2 separate regions of the Homo sapiens genome follow, and region 2 is linked to region 1. Evidence: read pairs that join two places in POLR2A ChIA-PET (ENCODE). Cell type or tissue: A673. All regions are shown on one strand. Links, peaks and the distances in the headings refer to the core of each region. The heading gives the core; the rest is flanking DNA.

Region 1 (8,185 bases), core at 2,799-6,798:
TCATCCTAGTCCTTGAGAGGTTTACTCTTCAGTGAGTGGACCAGAAGCAGGAAGTAAAGAACTCCATTCAGGTAATTCTGACAACAGTCTTAAGCTATAATACCACTCCCAATAAGAGTATATAGGCATATTAGTTAGAAATATGATGTGTTTTCCAATTTATTATAAACATGAAGAAAAGTTATTACTGTGTGTTGCTCAATAAGGTTTACAAAATATTTTCAGATATATTATCTCATCTAAGCTCTGTGAAGACAGACATCTTTCGTTCACCAGTGCATCCCACATGCTTAAAATTCTACCTGGCATATGGTAGGCTCTCAGCAAATGTGTAATAATTTAATTCTCAGAGCCCCCACATTTTACAGAAGAGGGAGTAATATTGGACTTTCCCCTTCTGAAACATTCAGGGTCCTCCAGGATGGATACTAGGCTGGCAAAAGTGTCCTAATCATCTTTGCAGCTCCAGGGCTATTGATTTTGCAAGATCTCTAAGACCAACAGTTTGGTCAATTCATTATGCACCATGTTCCTACTCACCCAGTGCTTGCACTACTCCTGGATGAGGCTTTAGAGCCACCTGGCGATCAGTTGAGTGACACCCTTAATCTAGCACCGTGGCTGTTGGTCTATTAAAGGAAGTAATTGTAGAACTGGAAGTATTGCAGTTGTCCTTTTGGTCTGCAGGTGGAAGCAGCCTTGCATTTTCAGTTAAACAGAACAGCAAGCTCTTGTGTCAAGAACAGCATATTTTTGTGTTAGTTCTGTTGTTTCCATTAATGTCACAAAATGTTCCCTCTATATTTATTAGGATAATAAGAGTTATTAGAAGGAGTAAACTGACTTATACCATATCCTATAAATAGTCTTCTAACTCCCTTTGAAATTTCCAGTGCATATTGGAAAAATCTAAACAATAAAATCAGTTGCTGTTCTGAAAGGCCATGCTAGCTATAACTAATATAAAAAAAGCGGTGGTTAAAAGCTTGGACCTCATAGTCAGGCTGACTCGAGTTTAGGCTAAGCCCATTTATATATGACAGATCTTGAGCAAGCTAGTTAACATTTCTGAGGCTGCCTTCTTGTCAATAAAATGAGAATTATGAATTTTGTCCCATAAAATGGCTGTGAAAAATGAATAACGTTTGTAAAGGTCTTAATGAAGTGCATAGAACTCAATAAATAAGCAATAAATTGTAGTTAGTATGATTTTTATAAGTTTGCTGTTTTATATATGTGCCATGCATATACATATGTATGTATGTTTGTGTGTACACACATGTATGTGTGTGTATGTATATCTATATCTATATATAAAACAACTTACTAAGTTGAAAACAAAGGAAAGAAAAAGTGTAGTCATAAAACAATTTCATTTTTGTCTCCTATGGTGCTTTCAAATCCATTTGGTTTGGGCCTATTCTTCCCCTGACCCTTGAATAAAATATAGGGCAAGTTCTATGACATTTATGTCATTTTCAGGTAATGTTTCAGGTAATATAATGTATTTTAGTCATTTCAAAGCACAAAGATACCGCTTCCTTCCAGTGATATGAGTATCTGTACCCCTGTACATAGGCCAAATCTCTTTATAGCCACTCCTCCATCATGCAGTCATCTTCCATCATGTAGGCAATGTGTCTGCTAGAACTTTTGTTCCTTAGATTTCTTAGCTGGAGAAGTGCACAGGTTTACCGTGTTTCTCTAGATCCAGGGAGCAAACACCAAGTGTTCAGAGCAGATGAACTGAAGCCTTGTTCTTTAGGCTTAAAGTGAGATTCAAGAACTCCCAGTGTCTGCCCCCTCCGTGGTGACATAAAAGTGGTACTCAGTACATATCAATAGCTCCCTCCAAAAATTATCTCCTAAACTCTAACTCCTTTCTTGGGGTTAAGTTTATTTGTTTGTTTGTTTGTTTTGAAAGGGAGAGAGATAGCTGGTCCACTAGGGGCTGCAAAACTGGTTCTCAGACACCATTTTTGCAACTCCGGCATAGGTCTCTTGTTTCATTTTGGAACTTGGTCTTTATTGTCTAGTGGATTCAGTAAAAACTGAGTCAGAAATGATTCTAATTTAAAATCCTATTACACTAGCTTATGTGATGTTGCACTGGAAGTCTAGTGTTCATTACGGGCAGCCCACACCTGGATTTGTTGTGTTTACTCTTGGGTACCACTATTTAAGATAAAGCCCAACTAGAGAAGGTTCCAGTTAGTGAGATTAATGAGGAGATCGGCAACTATCTGGCAACTATCTCACATGAAGCATGACTGAAGGAAATTGGGACAAAAAGAGTATTTTAATTGTTTTCAAAAAGGGAACAGAGCAAACGTGACAGTGGGTTTTAAATAATGGGTGGATGGCCCAAAGGAATTATGATCTTTCTGGCAGGCTTCAGAGAATATAACTAGAAAATATTGTAAAAGCACAGAGAAGCAGAATTATGCTCAATTAAGAAGGGACTTTCCAACAGTTAGAACTGACTGAAAGGGAAATGGTCTGGTTTGGTGGGGGTTCAAATAGTGGTAGGATCACCATTGGTACAAATGTTACCTACAAAATTCATGAATCAGTTCATGATGGGAATAATTGACATCTCCAATGTGGAGAATGCTTGGGCAAGCATGAGGCCCTGAAAATAGTATGCTGTTTATGCATCTGTTTTCTTTCATAGAATTCAAGTTTTACTTAAGCCAAACCTCAGCAATTACTCAGTGAATCATTCATCAAAAATCAGCCTCAAATTCAGTAGCAAGGCATATGTTGTTACTCATTCTGTAACTTACTTCACCTGGAAAAACAAGATGTTCATCATGGTACAGCATGATTAAGCAATGGGGGGTGTTTTGAGTGAACCAGGTTGGAATAAACCTAATGTGAAAGGTTAACATTCTACTCCCTTTGAGTTAGTAGGCAACTCATGAAGTCATTCTGGCATAAAACCTTTCTCTTGAATGCCCTACACCCTTCCACATATATCCTATGTTCATTATGAAATAGGACATAAAATGAATCTGTCTGAATTGGGCTTAATCTCACAAGTTGAGGCTTTTTTTTTTCTTTTGACTCAAACACATTCAATTGGTCATTATTAATATCCTTTCATTATTTTGTATTTCCTTCTTGTTTTCTCTCCAAATATTTAAGTATTCTCTCATGAAGTCAATGTCAGCTCTTCTTTGTAAATCAAAAAGACTATGCAAATGGTAAGATTTCAGTGTGTACTTAATCCATGTTGGGCAAGGAAACACTGAAATTGCCAGGAAATGTAGGATACTCTCTATAAACTGTTAGGTTGAGTCCTTATCACTGCACTCATGCCAACCTTCCCAGTCCAGTTAGCTTAACTGGTGTGTTCTTAACTCAGCACATCTGTTCTCACTTAAACATTCTGGAGTGACAAATATACAAAAGCAGTCCCTACCTAACACAATAAAATAGAAAGTTAGATGACTAACTTTCTATTTTATTCCAATACACTGGTGCTAAATCACATCAGGGATAGAAATAATATTATCAAGGGCCTAGAGGCAGTAGGAGTAAGTATTAAATTAAGAAGCAGTGAGTGAGTACTTTGGTATGTCCAGAGTTTAGCATATGTTTAGGTCAGCATAAGAAAATGAAGCTGGAGTGGCAGGTGATGGTAACCTTGTGGAAGATCTTCAGTTCCAGATGAAGGAGCATGGATAAATTTGAACTTATCTTTGAGAGTAACTGAAGGTTTTAGACAAGAGAGTAACAGTGATCAAGCAACAGATTAGGTAGCATCTTTTTTTACTGCTACCTGTAAACTTAAACTTCCATCTACTTACACTTTTAAACCAGAGTGAACTCCCACCAACCAGGTATGGGGAAACTAATAAAAACAAGTTCTAATCAATTGTATTTTAGGAAATTACCAAGAGTTCTCTCCCTTTACTCTTTTTCTCGCTGTTTGCACTGCACCGGCGTCACCTCCCTATCTTCTAATGGCTTCCTGAATTTGCAGCCTTTGTAGTTTATTTGTCATTTGTATTCCAGTCCTGACCTTTGGACTTGAGAATTAACTTTGGGTTCCCCATCTTTTATACTTAGTATTCCTTAGGGTGCAACTTGTACTCACACTCATTGTTCATCTGAATAACTTCCATGCTGTCCTATTTAGCTCTGGTACCGGGAACCCTGCCTTGCATCAGTTAATTTTATAGAACCATTTCCATTTCCTTCTTCTCAATAAGGGGAAGCAACTTCAGGCTTTGATTGTCCAGATTTCTTGATACACAACTAAAAATTTTACTAATTTATTTATTTTTATTTATTTATTTTTTTAGATGGAGTTTTACTCTTGTCGCCCAGGCTGGAGTGCAATGGCGCGATCTCAGACCACTGCAACCTCTGCCTCCTGGGTTCAAGCAATTCTCAACCTTTGTTAGATGCATAATAAATTGTAAAAATTTTCTCCCATTCTGTAGGTTGTCTGTTTACTCTGTTGATAGTTTCTTTTGTTGTGCAAAAGCCCTTTAGTTTAATTAGATCTCATTGGTCAATTGTATGCTTTCTTCTTAACCCATGAATACTTCAGTCTCTCAACATATTTATGCAATTTCTTCTGCCTAAAATGCTTTTTTATTTTCCCTACCATTTATCATAATCCTAACCATCCCTCAGGAATAAATATTAACTTTGTGAAGCCCAAATTGATATCTTCAGTTACTCTCCTCTCTTTTTGTTGGACTTAGAATCAGTAACTGGATAGTTTAGTATGTCACAATTAAGCTTTCTATATATTTGATACCTCTAGATGATGTTTATTAGTCTATAACCAAAAAACAGAAGGAAGGAAGGAAGAAAGGAAGGAAGGAAGGGAGGGAAGGAAGAAAAGGAAGGAAGGGAGGAAGGAAGGAAGGGAGGGAAGGAAGAAAAGGAAGGAAGGGAGGAAGGAAGGAAGGGAGGGAAGGAAGAAAAGGAAGGAAGGAAGAAAGGAAGGAATGGGATTCACCAAGTAGAGAATATGTCAGGCTTAGGTCAGCCACTTAGTAACTATAGATTAATAGAATGCCACTCAAGAAGCTTGCAGGCAAATAGAAGTTTAGATAGATAGATAGATAGATAGATAGATAGATAGATAGACAGAGTTGATAGACATAGATAGATCAATCTAGGTCTACAATGTTGAAATACATGTTTCCACAAAATGTTATAGGACCATAAATGAGGAAATGATTAATGCCTCTGGAAACTCATTACAAAAAGCTTCATGGAAAAGATAATGGTTGATGTAGTTCTTAAATAATAAGAATTTCTTAGAAAAGAAGGGAGTGTTCCTAAAGGGAAACATCTTGAACAAAGACAAAGACTTGTGAATGTGCATCACTGTATTAAGAAATGTGTTCGTGAGAAGCATCTTATAAACAACTTAGGAGCAGGGATGCTTTCTTTTGCCTGTGCTTGTACATGCACAGCAATACCAAGTACAGTGAATGTATCATTGTAGATGACCACATGATGATGTTGTTTGTTTGTTTGTTTGTTGAAGCCCAATGAGAATAAAGATTGTGTGACTAGCTTTATTAAATTCTGGGTTTTAATACATATATGTTGAGTGAATTAATAAATGAACAAATGAATTCTATGTGCCATACATTGTGCTAGGCACCAGAAATTCATCAGTGAACAAGATATTCTAGTTGGGGGAGGGTATCCAATAGTATTTAGGCTCTCGATAGATTTTTGCTATCTTTCTATCAGATGAGATATTTTACTGTGAGCATTCTAAAGAGATCCTTCTAAGGTGACCCTGTAATAGTGTAGTTTATTTTGGAATACATTTTACATTCAAGAGGCTAATCATTTTAATAGAAAAATGGACTGGAATTATAGAAACTTGGTTTCAGTCCAAGGTACACTTCAGAATTTTTTAGCTTATATTGTATTGAAATGAAGGAGGTGAAACTTTGACAATTGTTCAGTTGATCTGACCATTATAGAAAGCCAATCTATGTAACTGAGGCTCAACAACAACAAATCAAGTACGTTTCTTTGCTTACGCCTCAAATTTTCAAAGGTCTATAGCCCAGTTTTTGAAGAATTAATGGAAATAACTATCATTATTCCTCATTTTAATCATATTCAATTGGAGTATATAAACATTTGTATTTATTTTTATTTTGTACTACAAGACATAATTAGAAAGGCATCATATCACCATTTTATAGATGACGAAAATGAGGACTATATATTAAGTGACTTATTCAACCTGACACAGCTAGAAAGTGGCAGAATTGGAGTTTGGATCCAAGACAAGCAAAGTAGAACACAGGCAAACGTCCAGTGGAAATTACAAAAGCCAATGTAGATGAGTCAGGGAGATGGAAGTCCTCCCAAGGAGAGTGAGGCCTACTCAAAACTGGCACTTATTCAGGAACAAGTTTCCATTTCACCTGTTACTTGTCCAAACCCTTACTCATCAAGATCCGACAGCAGGACTCATACGTAAGAACTCATCTACCATTGAATAGGATGGAATCAGGGCCTGGCACCCATGATATTTGGACTGCCATCCTGGTTTCATGAAAGCTCTCTGCTGAAACGATGAAGCAAGTCACTTCATTCCCTTGAATTTATCAGTGAAGTAGTTTCAATCATGAGTGATCATGAGTGATCAGCCCTCAGGGAAGCATCACTCATGAAAGGTAGAAGGTTCTATTGTACTGTATATCCTGTTCTCTACATGTGTGAAAACCTTGTGAGTTTTACCCTCCTTTAGAAAGAACTTCTCTCATTTTTGTCTCTTATCTCTCGTCTGCTGATTCTACCTACTGAGACCCTCCTTCATCTTCAAGGATCTTCTCAATTGCTGTCTTCTTGTAAGTGCATTGTGAGCCCTCATTCATACGTGACCTTTTCTTTGAATTATTATTAGCTCTTTGCTTGTTGTAATAATAATTATATAAGAGGTAGTCACTATTATAAGCATGTGTTTAATGGACAAGGAAACAGATGATTGGGGTGGTAACTTATCCCAGTTTTTCCAGTAAGTAAATAATGGAGCCAGGATTTAAACCCAGGTTTGACTGACTCCAGAGAACATGGTCCTAAATAACACTATGCAATATAGACTTCTACTTTGTTATCCCCATATCTTTCTCTGCTAGATTTCTGGAAACTCCTAGTTAAAACTAGAAAGGAGTTTGGAGATACTCTTGTTCAGGAATTCCTTTTACAGATGAATAAATAAGGTTGCAGGCAAGTATTTTCCCAGGATGACAGCTGTTAACGAGAAACCTAAGACTCAAACCTTCTTTACACTTTTAGCTCTACCTGTAAGATTCATAAGGGCAGAGAGGGTGCCCGCTCACCCTCTTATCACTCGCAGAATTTACACACACATCTTGCTCTTAGCAAGGGCTTAAAGAACTATATTTCACTGGAATTTTTTGGCAACCAAAGATCACTAATCAGAAAACAGAGATTTTAGAGCTTTTCATAGTGATTAATAACATACATTGAATACAAACCAGTAACTGTTACTTATTTTCACATCTAAGGAGACTTTAAACAGAGAATCTCAAAATACAGAGTTGTTTTGCTTTGTTTTGTTTTGTTTTACCAGGGACAAAGCTCAACTAAACTTATTTGCAGAGATGAAACTAACGGAGACCCAAATGGAACCCAAGAGTACAAACTCTTATGATAGAAGGATGATGACCATGTGACCTCCATTTTTAGTAAAATGTTTCAACCCAAGAACTTAAACAGAAGTGAAAAAAAAAGTTATTTGGATATCAAATGCATTAGCAGCAGCATTTGCTTGGTGCTTCCTTTACCACATTCCTATCTTTTTAAAGATTCTCATCAATAGCAGAAAAAACTGCAAAGTATGCAGCACAATATGCAGATCTTTCCCAAGCTGGTTCTTCTTTTCCTCTCTAGATTCACTTCTTATGCATCCCTAATATGTACCCTGTTTTCTTGCGGTTCTGAAATGCATACAGTTCCTTTGAACCCAGTAACATTTTCTCTGGCATCCAAAAAAGGCTCTTCCCGTTGCCTGGAAGATTTCTGTCCTTCTCCTTTCCTCACTCCTTCAGCACTTAACTAGCTTCTCTGCCTCTGTCTAGACTCAGGTTTCATCATCCGATAGTTAGTTGATTCTAAAGCCTGTTTGATCACCAGAGTCACCTGGGAATTGCTATTAAACATCAGA
Region 2 (8,185 bases), core at 2,012-6,011, 1.3 Mb before region 1:
TCATTCAATGTATTTTTAATCATACACATTGCAGTTATCATCTCTAAAAGGTTGATTCAGATATTTTATATCTTCCATGTCTTTACTGAAGATATTCCAGTTTTTCTCTTCCTTTTTGAACATAGGAAATACAGTTATAAGAACTCTTTTGTGTCTGCGGCTCCCAATTCTTTCATTTGTGTCAGTTTGTGGTCACTTTTGATTTATCTTCCTCCTCATAATGGGAAGCATTTTCATATTTCTTTTCATGGTTGGTAATTTTTCTTGGATTCTAACAATAGTCAAATATATATTTTAGATGCTGGATGTTTTCATATTTTTATAAATGTTAATGGGTTTTTGTTCTAAGTCATTCAAATTTATTTTGAAAAAGTTTGATCTTTCAGGGTCTTTTTACGTGATCTTTTTTGTTATGTGGTCTTTTTTGTTATGTGGCATTAGAGCAGGCTTTGGTCTAGGTTAATTATTTCTTTCCTGAGGCAAAAATTATCTTGCCTTCTCTAACTCATCTCCTGTGAGTGATCAGGATTTTTGTCCTGCCTAGTAAGAAGAGGCAATAATCCTAGTCCTTTCTACACTTCAGAGATTTTTAAAATCCTTTTGAGTGATTCTTTCCACATCCTTAAATGCACATACACATGCACCGACTTTAATCCACTAAATTCTCGGGGGGATCCTCTGTAGAACTCTGTTAGTTTTCTCTATGCAACGTTCTCCTTGCCAGTACTCTACCCTACAAACCATATGTCATTACAGGAAGTTGCATGAAGAACATAAGAAAATTTTATGTATAATTTTGCAACTTTTATGAGACTAAAGTTATTTTACAATAAAAAGTTTAAACATTTTTAAAAGTATGTAAACTCACACATATTTTGAGCAAAGCATGGACAAGACCTATACTTACTGAAATTATAAAATACTGCTAAGAGGAATTAAAAAAGACTTACATCATCAAAGACATATACCCTTTTTATGGATAAAGAATGACTCCGTATAACTATGACTGTAATTATTCCAAAATTTATCAGTCAATTCTACAAAAGTCCAAGCAAAATCCCAATGTGGTTTCTAAAATTAATATAGAACATTTTAAAAATATATATATTTTTTATTTAAATTACAGTTCAACTTCACTAGGCAGTGAGTAACATAGAAGCATGTAGCAGTTAGATGACTTGGGTGGAGAAGCCTACATCTTATCTACATGAGGATAATTACAAATGAGTAATAATAAACTTAAATTCAAGGGAATTTTATTTCATTGTACATTATAAACTGTATAATTAGGTAAAGTTGTTTCTCTCCTCAAATAATCTTATTTTTTTGGCCTTTCAGAGTAATTGAAATTTATTGCTTTGGATTAAGGCATTATATTTTGAGAAGTTCTCAATTAAAAAAAAATTGTAGGGAAATGTATTCTTACCAATACCCTAATCTTTGTTTAATTGCACAGGTTAGAATTGATTAGGCTTGCTTCCTTTCTTTCTTTCTTTCCTTCTTTCTCTTTCTTTTTCTTTTCTTTCTCTCCTTCTTTCCTTCCTTCCTTCTTTCCTTCCCTCCTTCTCTCCCTCCTCCTTTTTCTCTTCCTTTCCTTTCCATTCCCTTCCCTTTCCTCTTTTCTTTCTTTCCTTTCTTTTTCTTTCTTTCTTTTTCTTCTTTCTCTTTCTTTCTCTTTCTTTCTCCTTCCTTCATTCCTTCCCTCCTTCCTTCCTTTCTTCCCTCACTCCCTCCCTTCCCTTCGTTCCTTCCCTCCCTCCCTCCCCTTCATTCCTTCCCTCCTTTCCCTCCCTCCTTTCCCTCCCTCCCTTTCCTCCCTCTTTCCTCCCTCCCTTCCTTCCTTCTTTTGTAGTAAGAACACTTAATATGGGATCTACCCTCTTAACAAATGTTTAAGTATAAAATACAGTATTATTAACTATAGGAACAATGTTCTACACCAGATTTCTAGAGCTTATTCTCCTTCTATAACTGAAACTTTATGCTCTGAGAAACAACTCCCCATTCCGCATTCTCCTGCCCCTAAGCCCTTGGAAAGTATTATTATACTCTCAGTTTCTATGGGTTTTCCTATATTAGATACCTCATGTAAGTGAAACCATGCAGCATTTGTCCTTCTGTGACTGGCTTATTTCACTTAGCATAACATTTCCCAGATACATCCATGTTGTCACATAAGTCAGGATTTTCAAAAGGCTGAATAATAATATATTGTGTGTGAATTTCACATGTTTCTTATTCATTTATGTGTCAATGGACATTTAAATTGTTTTGATATCTTGACTATTGTAAATAATGCTGTAATGAACATGGTAGTGCATATATCTCTTCAAGGTAGACTAAGCAATCTTGAGAAAGAAGGCTGGAGGCATCACATCTCCTGATTTTAAAATACATTACAAAATGTTAGTCATTAAAACACTATGGTACTGTTTTAATAGGTATAAAAATAGATATAAAAATGAAGGGACATATAGAGAACCCATAAATAAACCCATGCATATATAGTCAACTGATCTTCAATAAGAGTGCCCAGAATATGCAAAGGAAAAAGAACATTCTCCAACAAACAGTAATGGGAAAACTGGATATCCACATGCAAAATAATGAAATTGAACCATTATTGTATACTATACAGCAAAATCAACCCAAAATGGATTGAAGATTTAGACATAAGTCCTGGAACTGTAAGCTTCTAGGAGAAAACTTAAAAAGAAAACTTTATGACTTTGGGCTTGGCAATGATTTCTGGAATACAACACCAAAAGCACAAGCAACAACAGCAAAATTAGACAAATAGAATAGACAGACATATAGCCAAGAAATTTATAAAAAGATGCTCAACATCACTAGTCATCGGAGAAATGCAAATCAAAATCACAATGAAATATCACCTTACATCGGTAGGATGGGCCACCAAAAAAAAGGGGGGAACAATTGTTGGAGAGAATCTGGAGAAATGAGAACTCTTGTATATTGTTGATGGGATGTAAAATGGTGCAGCAACTCTGGAAAACGGTATATCAACTCCTCAAAAATTAAAAATAAAATTATTATATTGTTTAGGAATTCCATTGCTGGTTATCTATTCAAAAGAATTGGAACTCAACATTTTTTTTATAAAAATTGATAACCTTATTCTAAATGTATATGGAAAAGTCAAGGACCTAAATTAGCTACTAAAATTTTGAAGACAGAAAAATAAAGATTAAAAACATATTTTATCTGAGTCTAATATTTACTTCAAAGCTACAGAAACCAAAACATTTTGGTATTGGTGTGAGGTCAGACATAGCGATCCATAAAATAGAATATTAAGCCCAGAAATAATTGGACACATTAATTGATATTCTTCAAATCAATTGTACCATAAATCAAAGGTACCATATTTCAATAAGGAAAGGAAAATCTTTTGAAAAAATTATGCTGGAACACCTGTATATCAATATAAAAAGTAAATGAATCACAACTTTAATCTCACATCAAATAAAAATTAACTTGACATAGATGGTAGTCCTAAACATAAGCAAATTGATAACACTTTCAGAAGAGAAATACAGATAATAGTAATAATATTGATGCAAGCAAAAATGTCTTAGATATAACATAATAAGCATGAACAATAAAATAAAAAACTAATTGGACCTCACTAAAATTAAAACCTTTTTCTCATAATAGGCATCATTAAGAATATAAAAATCTAAGCCACAAACTAGGAAAAAATAATTGGCAATGCATGTATGAAAAAGAGTTTGTATACACAAGACATAAAGAATTCTTACAATTCTGTAATAATAAGACAACTAATAAAATATGAGTAAAATGTTCAAGCAGATTTTTTTTTTGAAAAGGGGGTCTCACTCTGTCACCCAGGCCAGAGTGCAGTGGCATGATGTTGACTCACTGAAACCTCCGCCTCCCAGACTCAAGTGATCCTCCCACCTCAGCCTCCCAAGAAGCTAGGACCACAGGCAACACACCCGGCTACTTTTTGTATTTTTGGTAGAGGAGGGGTTTCACTGTGTTGCCTAGGCTGGTCTTGAACTCCTGAGCTCAAGCTATCCTCCCGCCTCAGCCTCCCAAAGTGCTAGGATTACAGGCATGAGCCACTGTACCTGGCTGCAGATATTTCTCTATGGAAGATATACAAATAGCTAAATGCATAAAAACATGCCAATTTTTTTAATTCAAGGTCATGCAAAGTAAATTCATGATGAGATAATACTACACAACAATAAGAATGGCTAAATTAAGACTGAAAACTCCAACTACTAAAATGGAGATGGGATAGCTGAAACTCTCGTACATTCCTGGTGAAAATATAAAATGGTATCCTTACTTTAGAGAATATTTAGCAGCTTCTTAACAAGTTAAACATGCATTTACCATATGACCTAGCAATCCCATGACTGGATAGTTACCCTCAAAGAAATCAAAACCTATAACCACACAAAATATTAACTATTAAATAAAAGAATTATTCATAACTGTTAAAAATTGGAAACAATCCAAATGTTCATCAACACATGAATACACCATGAGATAATTGTACAACAGGATAATTCTCAGAGGTAGAGAAGAATAAACTGTGCATGACTGTGCCATAACAAAATGAATTACAAAAACTTTGTATGGAGAGAAAGCAGCCAAATAAAAAAAAAGTTCATGCTGTTTGATTTCATTTATATAAAACCTTTAGACCATGCAAAACTATTGCATAGTAACAGAAAGAAGACCATCTTTTGCCTGAAGCAAGGATGGGAGGGATTTATTTACAAAAGGTCTAAGGGGACATTCCAGGCTTATGTAAATGTTGATTGGGGTGGTAGTTATATGAGTAATATATTTACCAAAACTTTTGTAACTATGCACTTAAAATGGAGACATTTATTATTGCATGCAAATTATACTGCAATAAAGTTGACTAAAAATCACAGCACCCTTGTCTGATTTGTGCAGTGGGTAATTAGGGAAAGACTTATACCTATTGAATCCCCCCTCCATGGCCAGGGTAGTGATATCCATATTTGCCAGTGGTAGTTACCTGACATCATTAAAATAAAATTCTCATAACAGTAGACAATGGTAGAGAAACCTCATTTTTTAAGGTTTAGTTTAATCACCAACTTCTGAATGTCATCTTTGATTATCCCACATGCCTGCACATAAGGATGCTGAAATAGAAAAATCTAAAAAAAAAATCCTGAACTTATATGAGTTAGTACTATGAGATACTCCTAACAAAAAGCTGAGGAACACTTTGAGATCACATAATCTCTCATAAGAAAGGTATTCAAGGGTCATCCAGTGTAGTTTATGTTTCATTGAGATATACTGATAGATGATGGGATACAGCAAGCCTTTTAAAGTACCTATTATATACTAGACACTCCTGAGCTACAAAGATGAATCAAACAAAAGCTACACCACAAGAAACTGTAAATATAAAGGAGGAATCAGACATGCACAAAAGTAATTCTAAGGCAAGTGCTTTCCTGCAAAGACATGGTAATAAAGAAATATCTCAGGAAGCAGCACATTTACGAGGCCGACAAAATTTTAACACCCATCCTGAAAAGGCACACTTGGCAGACAAATTAACACGTTAAAAAGACACCATCAATCTAAACTTTTTTAAAACCATAAAATAAAGAGCATTCTCTATGTTAGCATTGGCAAATGTATCCTTCTAGTTGAAGCTCAAATAGCATATGGAATTATCTAAAGCATTCAGTTTAAAATTAGCACTGAAACAGTCCTGAATGCTCAAGGAACCAGCCTCATCTGAGCTATGAAAGAGTGATTTAGCTGTGCCTAAGGGGCAATATGTTTCATAAAACCCTTATCTTTTTTTAATGATATAAAGCAACTAGTCTGAAAGGGTTTTGCCTTAAAGGCCTCTTAAAGTCTGCAGCAAAATAACCTAAAATTACCATGTCTTCTATTAAACATACCGTGCTGCTATCGTAAGACTGAGCTTCAATACAGTGTTTACTAAGATTGCAAAGTCTAAGAGCTGCTAACTACTCTATAAACTGGCTAATCTGATCTCTATATGAGGACGTTAGAAGGGGAATATAGAGCTCTTTCAATAATGGAAATAATTCCTTATCTGACAAGTTTCCTGTCTTCCTAGGTTGCAGGTTCTGCACAGTGTAACACCTCCGTTTTCTCACAAGCCAAATTTAGCTCATTTCTTTAAGGTTCAGTTTAATCATCAACTTATGAATGCCATCTTTGATTACTCCAGGAAAAGGAAAAATCTTCCTTTGAATCTCCCTAGCACTTTGTATTCCTCCGTTTTTAATTAAATCACTACATTCCACACTTCATAGTTACAATGTGTGTCACCTCATTCTATTGTATTTCAAGTTCTTTGACTCAAGTGTATGTCTTATACACATTGGTAAATTGGTATCTTCAAGCATCTGATATTGTGCCTAATGAAGAATAAATGAGGAAATAATTAATTAAAGTAATATAGCAACTACAAAAAGTCTATTCATGAGAACTGGGTTCGATTTAAAAGTTGAATTCATATAATTTCATTTGAAAGCAAAATTTGTTCCTACTAAAAGGATAAAAGTATCTCTTGGAATTCCTAAAAACTTCTGTCGTTATATCGTGCCTTCAGGAACACACAAAAAAAAGGTTTCAAATAAAAAGATGAAGGAAGAAAACAGTGAGAAAAAGAGAAGGTAAAAACTAAATAACAAAACACTGGTAGCCAGTGGGTGACAGAGCATGTTTTAATACATGTAAAGTGACTTAGATGATTGACAATTACATTATAAACTTGGCAATGTGAATGTGTGTAAGTTCTTTTATACAAATGCTCTGCTCTTACTGAATCATACATTCACGCAAGATCTGAACTAATAAAGCCACCTCTTTTTTGGGGGGGAATATGTGGGGGAATTTCCTTGAACAGTGTGACGCTTATTTTTTCCTTTCACTAGAAAGACCAGGCATGTTTCTCAGTCAGATAGTAGGCAAAGGAAAAAGATAGTGGTTTAGATAGATTGAGCTGCACACATCTAAGAAGAGTATGATATAACTTAATTAAAAGTTCTCAGTGGCCAGAGAGGTGTGTCTCTCAGATACCCTTTAAGAGAAAGTGCTCTAAGGAGCATAGTTGACAGTCCCACTGCCACACCCCTGGATCCACCTAGATACAAACATGAAAGCCATGCTCCTCAGGTTTCTTCTAACCAATGACTGGGCACAGTGGTGGTAGTAGCTGGGCCATTTTTGCCTGAGTAGTCAACTTTTGCTTGAGGATTCCCTTTAGCCCAGCTGAGACAGTGCTGTGCCGAGGTTTGAGAGGCTAGGAAGAGCTCAAGCCTTCCTTTCCCTTTTGTTTCGCTAGTGTCAGATCTGTGTCATTTTCTGAAGCCTCTGACTGCCTACTCCTGCTCCATTCCCCTTTATGATTTGCAGGCATTTCCTCCAATAAAGCTGTCAAATTTCTAATTTCCTGTTTTGGCTTTTGCTTCTTAACAGGCCTGAATTGAATGAAAAAGATATCCCTTTATATTTATTTGCCCCACAAGTAGAGACTCAGATTTAATCCATTCATGTGGTTATACTTGGGATTTTCCCCAGGCCCCATGTTCTAACTTGCAATCCCCTGAAAGGGGCTTTCTTCTGTGTAGTGTCTAGAGCACTGATTTTCAAATACCGTTTTGAGGATTATTCTCAAGCATGATGTATCTTTTTAAAAAATACGTGGCTCAACCCAAGCTCATGAATTATTTACAAAGTATAAAAAGCAAACAATTAAAAATCCACAAGAATATATATTTTAACTTGCTTTTCTAGGTTAATTTGATAAATAACCATGTGTATGAGGTTTCTATTGCTGCATAACAAATTATCACATACTTGGTGGCTTATAAAAACACATTATCCTACAGTTTTTCTGGGTCAGGAATCCATGCAAAACTTAACTGGTTTTTCTGCTCAGGGTCTCACAAGGATGCACTCAAGGCATTAGCTGGGCTGCACTCGTGTCTGAAAGCTCAAACTGAGGAGACTCTGCTTCCAAAATCATTCAGATTGTTGGCAGAATTTATTTCCGCATAGTAGTCTACTGAGATACCCAACATTTTGCTGACTGCCTGCTAGAGACCACGTTCAGGTCTTTAGTGGCTGCCCCCAGTTCCCTAAGAGGTACCTCTCTTCA

Evidence for each region. ChIA-PET counts read pairs that join two places held together with the same protein. Peaks named below come from ENCODE experiments on the same cell type or tissue, not always from the same donor. Only the 100,000 strongest peaks of a DNase experiment are listed, where the experiment ranks them.
Region 2: POLR2A ChIA-PET joins it to region 1 with 7 read pairs; 1 of 35 experiments calls an interaction of 5 or more read pairs at or near these places.

What each region holds. Positions count from the first base shown.
Region 1 is chr3:190,376,900-190,385,084 of GRCh38, reverse strand. It overlaps a transcript of CLDN16 not described here. Among named protein-coding and RNA genes, the nearest start is that of CLDN16, 7.2 kb to the left of the region's middle. RefSeq lists a silencer at 491-785. In A673, for the core only: no CTCF peak of the experiment used is centred there; DNase peaks (open chromatin) are centred at 3,304, 4,714 and 5,024; H3K27ac peaks cover 3,824 bases.
Region 2 is chr3:191,693,142-191,701,326 of GRCh38, reverse strand. No RefSeq gene overlaps it. Among named protein-coding and RNA genes, the nearest start is that of PYDC2, 240 kb to the right of the region's middle. In A673, for the core only: no CTCF peak of the experiment used is centred there; no DNase peak of the experiment used is centred there; H3K27ac peaks cover 672 bases.